2 separate regions of the Homo sapiens genome follow, and region 1 is linked to region 2. Evidence: read pairs that join two places in POLR2A ChIA-PET (ENCODE). Cell type or tissue: MCF 10A. All regions are shown on one strand. Links, peaks and the distances in the headings refer to the core of each region. The heading gives the core; the rest is flanking DNA.

Region 1 (5,877 bases), core at 503-5,502, 410 kb after region 2:
GGTCCTGAACCTACACACCCCTCTCTGCGGGATGATGATTTGAGAGATTCTGTGTGCTTTGCTGGTGTCTCTTTGATATAAGACTTCCAATAAACCTTCTTACTGCCCCTCTGTGTATCATCCATGGGGATTGTGCCAACTAATAGTCATATAAGAATGGTTTATCAAAATTTATAATGTATGCTGTTTTAATCAAATGTATATCACCAGTATTTAGAATAACAAGTAAATCCAAAAGAAATTGTTTTATACATGGGGTCAAAGGACATATATTTTATATGAAGAATGACTACCAATTGAATTACCAATTGAAGACATTCAATATAAATATATTACATTAGGATAAACATCTATTGGAGACGTAGAATAGAAATGGAAGTTGAAAGAGAAAAAGGATGATGTGAAATTTCTAACTATTGGAGAGGAGCTTGTTTATTAATGTTTTAAATGGACGCTGGTGATGGATTCCAAATTACTGTGGTATCTGTATTTCCACTGGAGAGTGATAGAAAAGCTTCACTTTAAAATATAAATATTTACAATGTGCCATAAACAATATCCTTTGCTGCTGTTTAAATTTATGATGAAATATTTAAGATGTCAATTTTAAAATATTTGAGAGGGTACATCACTTTTCAGGAAGCTTTTAGAGGGACTGATTTTTAAATAATCCTAAAATATATCCTAGGCTGCATTATTTCTTATATTCCCAGCTAATGCCTGTAATCCCAGCACTTTGGGAGGCCAAGGGAAGAGGATTGCTTGAGGTCAGGAGTTAGAGACCAACCTAGGCAACATAATGAGATCTCATGTCTACTGAGAAAAAAAAAAAAAAAAAAAAAAACTTAGCCAAGTGTGTAGAGTGCCTATTGTCTCAGCTACTCAGGAGGCTAAAGTGAGAGGATCACTTAAGCCCAGGGGTTTGAGGCTGCATTGAGCTATGCTCACACCACTGCACTCCAAGCTGGGCAACAAAATGCGATCCTGTTTCTAAAAATAAATAAATAATAATGATAACATATATTTGTAGACCAATTAACAGGGCACTTTTACATACATTATCTAATTTGATCCCAACTGCAATCTTCAATTAAGAATGAAGTGCTTTCTGCAAAGTGCACAAATTCAATTCCAACTATGTGAAGAGACATGGGTAGAATTTCCTAAATTGTTCCCAAAGATGAGCATAGTCTAAACCTAAAGAGTTATTTGGCATTATTTTCCAATTTAATAATGTCAGTATTCTTCATTCAAATATATTTTGTTCTTATGTTACAGAAAGTTTTTTAAAATATAAGAGTGATGGGGGGGTTGGTTTTATTGTTATATCATTAAAAATTTAGATCTGGAAAGCATGTTAATAAAACTATGTCAAGAAAAATCAAATCACTTGTCAAAGGTAGTGGCAGAACACAAGTTGGAAACTGGAAACTCTGATTCTCTGCTCAAAAATCAATCATTTAAGAAAGATTTTATCTTAGCTCGGACACATGGATGGACACTTTCTCTTTTTAAAAACATGTTTATTGAAATATAATTTACATACACTCCTTTAATTACATAATTATATATCATTATATATTAATATATAATTTAAGTACACTACTTTACAGTATACAGTTCAGTGGTTTTTGATATATTACAGACTTGTGAAACCATAATCATAACCCAATTTTAGAACATTACATCATCCCCCAAAGAAACCTTGGACCCACTGTCAGTCACTCTCCATTCCCCTTTCTCCTTACCACCTCCTTCCTTCCTCACTCCCACAATACCAGTAATCTACTTTCTGTCTCTAAATTCTTCTTTTTTCGAATATTTTATATCAATGAGAACATACACTATGTGGTCTTTCTTGACTGGCTTCTTTCACTTAGCATAATGTTTCTGAGGTTCATCCCTATTGTGGCATGTAACATGTATCAATAAAAAATTCCTCTTTATTGCTAAATAACATTCCATTTAACTAATGGCTATAGTACATTTTGTCTATTTATTCTCTAACTGATGGACATTTACATCATTTCTACTTTTTGGCTATTGTGAATAATGTTTCTTTGAACATTTGTGTACAAGTGTTTATGTGAGCATGTTTTCATTTCTCTTGGGTGGATATGTAGGAGTGGAGTTGCTGGGTCATATATTTAACTCTGTTAACTTATGTAACTCTATGTTTAACATTATGAGGAACTGCCAAACTGTTTTCCAAAGTGGTTGTACAATTTTACCTTCCCACCAGCAATATGCAGGGGTCCCAATTTCTCCACATCCTCACCAACACTTGTTATGTCTGTCTTTTATATTATAGCCAACCTAGTGGGTGTGAAGAGTAGATTGACTTAATCAAGATTCACCAAATAGTTGTGGAACTCCCCACTTCATTTCACCAAATAGATTCAAAATCAAAAACACAAACTTTATCATGAACATACAGAGTTATCTAACAAATCGACAAAAGGTTTCTAATGTCTGATTGCAACTGTACTGTGTTAGGTACTAAAGAAATAAAAAAACCCACTTAACATTAACTGTATTTTCCACAGTTCACCCTTTATGCATTAGATAGAATACTAATTAATGAAATATGAATCCTGTTATAAACTGAATATATGTTCCCCCAAAACTCGTATGTTAAAACCCTAAACTCTAATGTGATGGTATTTGCAGGTGGGACCTTTGGGAAAGTAATTAGGTTTAGATAAGGTCATGAGGGTGGGGCCCCCATCATGAGATTAGTGTCCTTATAAGAAGAGGAAGAGTACAGAGCTCTTTCCCTCTCTGCCATGTGAGGACACATTGAGAAGGCAGCCATCTGCAAGCCAGGAGGCAAGTCCTCACCAGAACTCAACCATGCTGGCACCCTGATCTCAGACTCCCAGCCTCCAGAACTGTGAGAAATAAACATCTGTCATTGAAGCCACCCAGTCTATGGTATTTTATTATTGCCGCCCCAGCTAACTAATGCATAATGCACATCCTCATCTTTAAGGAATCCTCAAGGAATTTTTATTTTCTTATTAGGAGGAGATTAAATTTAATAAAACAGATAACAATTACAGAACAGAATATGGAAAAGAGCTACAGAATTTGATATCATATGTATCAAAGTGATACAAATAAGCAGAAGGAGGTGGGATTCATAGGAAGGACTGAGATTAACATTTATTGGGTATTTTTCTAGCTAGGAAACTGTTTTTTGGGGGGCCCATTGCTTCTTTTTAGGCTGCTAGAAAAGGACAATGGGTGGGTGGATGGGTAGAACAAAAAGGCAAAAGGAACAAACAATGCCCACATATATGGAGGCAATAGACTAAATATTAATATTTTCTGTCTCCAGGAGGTCACTCATTCATATTTAGATTCTTATTTTCATGGGATCATGTCTGGTAAATTGGACTATTCATCTGCTTTGGCAAGCCTGGTGCATTCCTGGGATGCCACAAACATGCCTTCCTGATATTCATGGAGCCGTTTTCTGGTCCAGACGTCACAGGAGAGCCTTGTGGTTCTAGCAAGTTATTTCCTTGTTCTAAGACTGTGCTGTTGCAGAGATGCTAGCAGCCCTACATCCCTCTCTGACCCTTTGTGGAATCAGAGCAGGCCCACAAAGCCCATCTTGGTGTTTTAAGAACTGTGTCTCATACACAGCTCCTCAAGCAAGCTGTCAACTTACCTTATCTCTAGGTAGCTCACTGAATACAGATGGTGTCACCCCAGAACAGCCACTGACATGTCACATATCTGAAGGCATCTTCTTTGTTGCTTATTTCTCGCCCCTCCTTGGAAATGGGCTTGCGTTGTTCCCTTTGCCTTTTTGTTCTACCACCCACCCACAAGCATTCTCTCTTGGCAGCTTGAAAAGCCCTGGCACTCTGAATGTAACTACCAATGGGTGCTCTTCGCCAAGTGGGTTCTGACATCATGTTCTGTTGCCAACAGCCCTGCCTCACTCCAGCTGTTCTGCCTACTTCTTTCCGAGCAGTGTGACACCCACAGAGAAGGGTGGGGTAGAGCTCAGCCTGACAGAGCATCTCTATTTCTGCCCCTGGGCTCTGCTGGAGGCTCTTCAATATTGGACATGCACAACAAAATATGTACACATGACTGTGCACTGAGCACAGGGCTTTTGCAGAGTGTGGGCTAATCAAATGATCAGTTTGCTTTGTGGCTTGGGACAGAATGAAATCTTGTTAACTGGTGTCACAACAAGACAAAATAGACATCAAAGCCTGAGGGGTATGGCCACAGGGTGAAGCTACCTACTCCAGTCCACAGGGTTGCTTTTGCAGAGTTCACCTGGACATGAGCCAGATGCTTGAGCCTCCCCCCTTGTACATGGTGCTAGGCAAACCTTGTATTTCTTCCCAACTTTTAGCTATGAAACATAAAGCATCTCCATAAAATTAAGGGAGAAAAGTCCTACCACTCTAATATCTTCACTGGTTTAAATTTCATGTAATTACTTTGAGTTCTAACTGCTATGAATTTATTTTTACACAATGTTAATCAACCAGCATGTATTTCCTTCAGGGTAAAGCTCAAAGTGTTGCCATCTAAAGCCACTCCATCAACAAATATGCACTGATCACCTTCTCTATGAAAAGCAGAGTTTTAAATTGGCTTCCCAAAGCCTGATTACCAAAACATTGACTAATCTCCTAAAGAAAAATTGAGTGCACTGAGAAGCTTGTGAAATATATTTTGGATGGCTAGATATGTTGTGAGGTTTTTTTGGATTCTGTAAAATTTTCCAATTCTGAACAAATGTCTTTATGCATCTTAAATCACTAGCCTGGCTCAATCGTAGTTGGTTCTTTGCCTCACCTCAGCTGACTTTGGTGTCCTTCACATTATTGCAGATGACTGAAACACCATCTATCCTTCTCGAGGCTTTGAAACTATTTTAAAGAAAAGAAGGTAGTTTCATTGAAATGTTCCACATTTCATTTATATAATGTCAACTAAAGGTTCTGTAGAGTAATTAATCCTGTTTAACAGTTTTCTCTAGCCAGGTGCCATGGCTCACACCTGAGTAATCCCAGCACTTTGGGAGGCCCAGGCAGGAAGATTGCTTGAGCTCAGGAGACCAGCCTGGACAACATAGGAACACCTTGTCTGTACAGAAAATTTTAAAAATTAGTGGGGCATGGTGGTGCACCCCTGTAGTCCAAGCTACTCAAGAGGCTGAAGTGGGAGGATCGCTGGAGCCCAGGAGGTCAAGGCTGCATGCAGTGAGTCGTGATTGCACCACTGCACTCCAGCCTGGGTAGAGTGAGACCCTATCTGGAAAAAAAAAAATTGAAAACAATTTTCCCATAACAAAGATGTATATTTATTTTAAATACAATATTTTCTAATTTAATGATTTAATGTATTTATTTGTTAGTTTCAGAGAACCTGAAGGCTTACACTGGAAGTCTGTTATAATCACGTTGGTCTTACCTATATGCGACATATGACTAGTAGTCTATCTTGTTAGATGTCCTAAACATGCATAGCTTCCCCACTAAAGAAGAGAAAGCATCAAACTAATAAATGCCTGACTTTGGCAAGTTACCTTATTTATCTAAGCATCAGAATCCTCATCTAGTTCTGGTTGTTGGGAAAATTAAATGTATGGGAGTTGCTTTGAACAGTGCCTGGAACATGGAAAGAATGCAAAGGTGGCTATGAAGATTACTCTTGCTAGGCAGTACCATTTAGGCTTGTGGCTCCAGGTAAACATGTTTCCATCTTCATCCTTTTCCCACTCTTCTCTCATTCATTCATTCATTCATTCACTCATTCAATATTTACTAAGCTCCTTCCATATTTGAGGCCCAGGCAGTGTGGATTAAAAAGTGACTACAACAGAACTTAATGGGAGACACAGCC
Region 2 (5,877 bases), core at 245-5,244:
CAGGTCTAAGAGCCATTACTACTTCAAGTAGTACTTAACAAACTTTTTTTTTTCCTTATAAAGACCTGAGCTGACTTCTCTAGTGCTTATCAAACTTTAATGTGCACGTGAAACAATTGAGAACCTTGTTAAAAAGCAGGTTTTGACTCAATAGGTGCTGCTGGTCCCCAGCAAGAAAGAGGAATGGACTGAAAGAAGAATAAAACAGTCATTCACAGTCTTAGCATTGTCAGAAATATTTGAGAGACAGGCAATGTAGAGATGTGACAAACTGGAAGTCCATGAATTATTTCTGACCAAGCCATAGAGATGTTTTCTTTTACCTGATTGCATTTTACTTTTTGTATTTGACTTAGAAGTCAGCATCATAAAAATCTGTATTCCCAGCTTTTCAGAAGGAGAGGTGGGGAAGCAAGAACAACAACAAAAGAAGATGTGACAATCCTGGGCACCACTCCAGCATGCTGCAATCCTGCCCCCTTTAGAGGAGACAGTCTTCCTTTTGTCGCCGTTGCTTCCTGGTGATCTTCATTGCTTTGTTTGTGTTTCCTACCTCACCCCTGAAGGAATTTGAGGGGTATTCATATTTTAGGTTTTTACATAACTATATATATATATATTTTTTTTTTTTTCCTCCCCAGTTGCACTACTTTTCTGTCTCATTTCCTGCCATTCCCCACATATAACCTGTGCATTCTTGCAATGCCTTGCACGGTATTCTTGGAACACACCATCTTCTTTCTTCCCTCCAACTTGGCACTGACCCCTATTCCTAGAACACACTCCATCCTCTGCTGGAAAGAGTCTAAATTATTCTCTGAATTATTCTTCCAGACCCAGCTTGAACATCACATCCTTCAGGAAGCCTTCCTGACTCTTCTGTGCTCGTAGAGCAAAGTGGATCCTTTTTCTATCAAATCCTGTTTTTGCTCATTTTGGGGCCATCTCCTATTCTCTGAGGTCCTGAAGGGCACAGATAGACTTTACTCACTTTTGTACTCTCAAGGTAGAACACTTTTCCAGATAGGAGATCCTCAATAGCTTTGTAAAATAATAAATTATGAATTAATTTTTGGCTCTTAGATTACATTCTCTTGAACTTTGGTTAATTTATCAAGGAAATTTTGCCATGATTATCCTGTCCTATAATGCGCAAGTTAATTCTATTTTCATATTGATCTCTAGCCCCTCTGCATGCTCTCACCTCTCCCTCGCACTTCAATTTTGGTATTATTTACTCAATTTATAAGATCATTATTTATTCTATAAATCTGGTCCCAGATAAACATAGGCCACCTCCAATTAAACACCCCTTAATAGAATTAATACCTTATACTTTCATGGCATGACCAATATTTTTCAAAGCACTTTTACTAACACACTTTATTCTCACACTAACCCTATAAAATAAATGAGCAATATATTACTCTCCTTCAGTATTTAGAAGCTAAAGTGAAATGTTCTCCATGAAGTAAGAAGCAGGGAGAAAAGAAAACTTGAGAAAAACCTTGGCAGTGCCCAAATAAGCCCTGAGGATGGAAGATGCACCATATGGCCTTTCTTGGCCATGATTCCCCAACATGAACTGGAGCTAAAGATCTGGCTCACTGCACTTTTTTTTTTTTTTTTTTTTTTTGAGACGGAGTCTTGCTCTGTCACCCAGGTTGGAGTGCAGTAGCGTGATCTCGGCTCACTACAACCTCTGCCTCCCGGGGTCAAGCCAAGTCTCCTGCCTCAACCTCCTGAGCAGCTGGGACTATAGGTGCGTGCCACGATGCCCGGCTAATTTTTTGTTGTTGTTTGTATTTTTAGTAGAGACGGGGTTTCACCGTGTTAGCCAGAATGGTCTCGATCTCATGACCTCGTGATCCGCCCGCCTCGGCCTCCCAAAGTGTTGGGATTACAGGCGTGAGCCACCACGCCTGGCCAGACTCACTGCACTTTCAAACTTCTCTAATCCCTAATATTTTACTGAAAAATTGAGACCCAGACATACTAAATTAACATGTATTACAGCCAAAATAGTAATCCAGTTCTTTTGATCCCCACCATAAAATCCCACTTTGCATAATTATTTTCACCTTTACAAATGGAGCTATAATCATCCCCAGCACAAAGAAGCCTCATAAATCTGCTTTCACAAACATTTAGAAATGAAAACTCATGTGCTTTTCCCCAAAAACCAAGTTCCGTATGATGATCAAAAAATACCCCATTAATTTTATGGAGTTAGTTGCACTGAGCAACTTTAAAATGCCCAAATACAATTACTGCATCAGAGTGCATAAGAAAGTCTCTAATCCATAAATCAAGGTCTTACTTTCCACATTGTGTATTACTTTCAAGTCAATGCTCTGTACTCAATGTTTAATGCTTTTTTGAAAATATTTACATTATAGATTGATAAGAATCAAGGACTTTAACATTCTGACTGACTAACAGCAAACTCAGTTTAAGCTAATGAGAAAAAAAGCAATGCTCACGATCTCAAATTGGTAATGGTAGGATGAAACACCCTCCATGAGTTTAAGAGAATTAGTAATGGGATAGAAATAGCAGAGATTGAAGGCATAATGATCTATTTCTCTTACATTTCTAACCATTTTGATGTGGCCACAAGAATACACCCAACCGTGAAAAAGGGGAGGCCCATGGTGCACCTTAAGCACTGGTGAGAATACAACACACTACTGCTCCTGGGTTTACACCAGGGCATTCTCCAGCTGTGTTCTTGGAAAAGCTGGATCATCTCAAGAAATATATCTTTTTTTCCAACCTCCACACACTGCTCCCAACTCAGTGACTCCACCTCTCCTCTGTCATTTTTTTTCCCCCATTATACGGAAGGAGGAGAATGTTATCTCTTCTTTTATAATAGGAGGGCATCAGTTTTCTGTGTTCCTTCTTCCTGCATGACACTTAATACAGTTTTTAAAAGGACTAGTTCAATATATTTTTTCTGCACATGAATTATATTTGTTTTATGCTCATAGGTACAAGAAGCTGTCTGCAAGCAACTGGGAAGTGAGGCTGGAGGGTGGGGGAATGAGGAAATGAGATTTTTAACTTTGGTTTAATTATTTGAAATATTTTTATCTCACTTTTAGTAAGAAAACTAGGGGAGAAAAACCTGGTAATGACGGGAAAGGGAGCTGAAATAAGTGGCGAGGGGTGCGACTTCCTGCCTCACTGCTCGGGACCTTTCCGAAGCTTTTCCCCAACCTATGTCTCTAAGCCACAAGGAGGAAGCACTGGAGGGGAATCAGAGGCGGCCAAAAGAACTTATGTCCAGGTGAACACAGGTGGCGAAGTTCTAAGAAAGAGCACCGGATTCATTTGACAGAGAAGTGTAAGGAAGAGACAGACGAGAGAGAGACAGACAGACGAGAGAGGAGAGAGAGAGAGAGAGAGAGAGAGAGAGAGAGAGAGAGAGAGAGAGAGAGAGAGAGAGAGATCCCCTGAAAGGCAGAGGGTTAAGAGAGAAGGAGCGAAGGAGCGGGGCGCGACTCTTACCCCCCAGCCAGTTGTCGGAAATGTTCTGGAGCATGGTGACGGGAATGCAGAAGAAGGTGATGAGCAGGTCACTGAGCGCCAAGGAGCAGATAAAGATGTTGGTGACGGTGCGCATGGCCTTGCTGCGGGTCACCACGTAGAACACCAGAGCATTGCCAAAGAGCGCCAGGGCGAAGATGAGCACGCCGGTGAGCACGAGGGCCAGCTTGGCGCGTCCCGGCAGCTCTGGGGTGTAGACGAGCGGTCGCAGCCGGTACAGAGCGATGAACTGCTCCCGCGTCAGGTTGTGGTCCCGCAGCAGCCGAGAGAACTGCTCCGGGGTAATGTTAAGCGCCTGCATTGCTGTGCGCTCCCGGGACGCGGGGCCACCGCCCGCTACTGGCTGGCCATCCGCATCTGCGGGGCAGCGAGGGCTTCGGGGGACCAGCCGGAGGCCGCCTCCCTTCCTCTACTCTGGAGTCAGCCGCGCGGGAGGGCTCTAGGCTGCACCCCGGGAGGTTCGGGAAAGGAGAGCAGCTCAGGGATCAAACCCACGATAAAGAGGCGGGAAGCCAAAGCACTGGGAGACTCGATCTCAGTGACCAAAAAATGTTCGCGGTTCAAATAAAGTTCTTCCCTTGCTCTTCCCTAAGGCGAGGCGCCGCCACGGTCTGGGGTGCTGGAGCGCCACGCGAGGGTCCTGGCGCCTCTGGCTCCCCGCCTTCTGGCCATGCGATGCGGACGCCGGACCCGCTTGGGGAGCGGTGGAGGGTGGGGCTGAACTCGGTGACGCCTCCCTCACACCCAGCTTCAGTGGCGCCAACGCCGCTTCCCCGCACCCTCAGGGCGAGGGAAGACTTCCCTGGCTCACCAACTTGCTGCCGCCCAGCGCCTTTCTCAGGGCATGGCCCCAGTCAGGTAATGCTTGTATGTGAAACTGGGTATTGGGGGGTTCCACAGTTTCAAGTTTCTCCTCTTGCGTAATAATGGGAGCCACAACTACCCAAGGCAAATAGGGCTTATTTTAAATTATTTTCTGTATTGAAAAATAATTAAGATAGTTAAAATATAGAACTTGGGAAATGGCAAAGATAATACAGAAAGATCCTGCGTACCCACCCTTCACCCAGTTTCTTTCATTCATTACATCTTATTTAACTACGGAACAATACAAAACCAGGAATTTGACACAGGTACAGTGTTTGCATGTTTTTATCTCAAGTGTAGATTCCCGTAACCGTCAGGATACAAACTCTTCTATCACCACAAAAATCTCCCTGGTGCTTTTTATACTCACACCTAGCCCCTCCCTCCACCATCTCTAACTCCTGGCAACCACTAATATGTTCTCTCTTAACTTTTGTCAGAACATTACGTAAGGGAAATCATACAATATGCTGCCTTTTGATATTGAATTTTCTTCGCTCAGCCTAATGCCCTTTAAATCCATCCAAGTTGTTGCATGTATTAATGGCTGTTTCTTTTTATTGCTGAGGCTGTATCACCGTTTATTTAACCATCCACCTCTTGTAGAACATTTTGGTTGATTACCATTTTGAGCTATTAAAAATAAAGCTGCTATAAAGAATCATGTACAGGTTTTTGTGTGAACATAGTTTTCCTTTCTATAGGAAATGCCAAAAGTTTTGATTATTGAATCTGTAATGTGTATATTTAATTTTTAAAGAGATTGACTACTTTTCAGAGTGGCTGTACAAGTCTCCATCTCTACCATCAATGCATGAGAAGTTACGTTTCTCCACATCCTTGCCAGCATTTGGTTTTGCTGCTTTTTTTTTTTAAGCTATTCTAATAGATCTGTAGTGATATCTCTTTAGGGCCTTAATTTACATTTACCTAATGGCAAGTAATATTGAACATCTCATGTGCTTATTTGCCGTCCTTGAATCTTCTTTGGTGAAATGTCTTTCCATGTGTTTTGTCCGTTTCTAATTGCATGGTTTAGTTTATTTGCTGTTGAAAGTTCTTTTTATATTCTACATACAAGTCCTTTGTTAGTAAACGGTTTGCAAATATGTTCTTCCAGTCTGTAGCTTGTTATTTATCTTCTTAACAGGGACTTTCACAGAACAGCTTTTAGTTTTAGTGAAGTCATATTTATCAATATTTTCTTTTATAGATAGCTTTTAGTGTTCAGTCTAACTTCACCAAAGCCTATTTCTCAAAAACTTTCTCTTAGGTATTTTTCTAAAAGTGTTATAGTTTTACATTTTATGTTTTGGGCTCTCTATTCTGTTGAATTGATCTATGTGTCTATCCTCCACATTCTTGACTACTGTAGCTATATAATAAGTTTTGAAATCAGGTAGCATGATTTCTCATACTTCATTCTTATTTTTCAAAATTATTGTAACTATTCTAGGA

What was found. ChIA-PET counts read pairs that join two places held together with the same protein. Peaks named below come from ENCODE experiments on the same cell type or tissue, not always from the same donor. Only the 100,000 strongest peaks of a DNase experiment are listed, where the experiment ranks them.
Region 1: POLR2A ChIA-PET joins it to region 2 with 6 read pairs; 1 of 35 experiments calls an interaction of 5 or more read pairs at or near these places.

The regions. Positions count from the first base shown.
Region 1 is chr4:121,781,706-121,787,582 of GRCh38, forward strand. No RefSeq gene overlaps it. Among named protein-coding and RNA genes, the nearest start is that of EXOSC9, 17 kb to the right of the region's middle. In MCF 10A, for the core only: no CTCF peak of the experiment used is centred there; DNase peaks (open chromatin) are centred at 3,456 and 3,956.
Region 2 is chr4:121,376,795-121,382,671 of GRCh38, forward strand. QRFPR (pyroglutamylated RFamide peptide receptor) reads right to left here and starts at 4,224. Exons shown (of 6, transcript NM_198179.3): 1 at 3,514-4,224. The coding sequence starts at 3,853. RefSeq lists an enhancer at 4,010-4,794. In MCF 10A, for the core only: CTCF peaks have their summits at 4,168 and 4,386; DNase peaks (open chromatin) are centred at 467, 3,267, 3,697 and 4,327.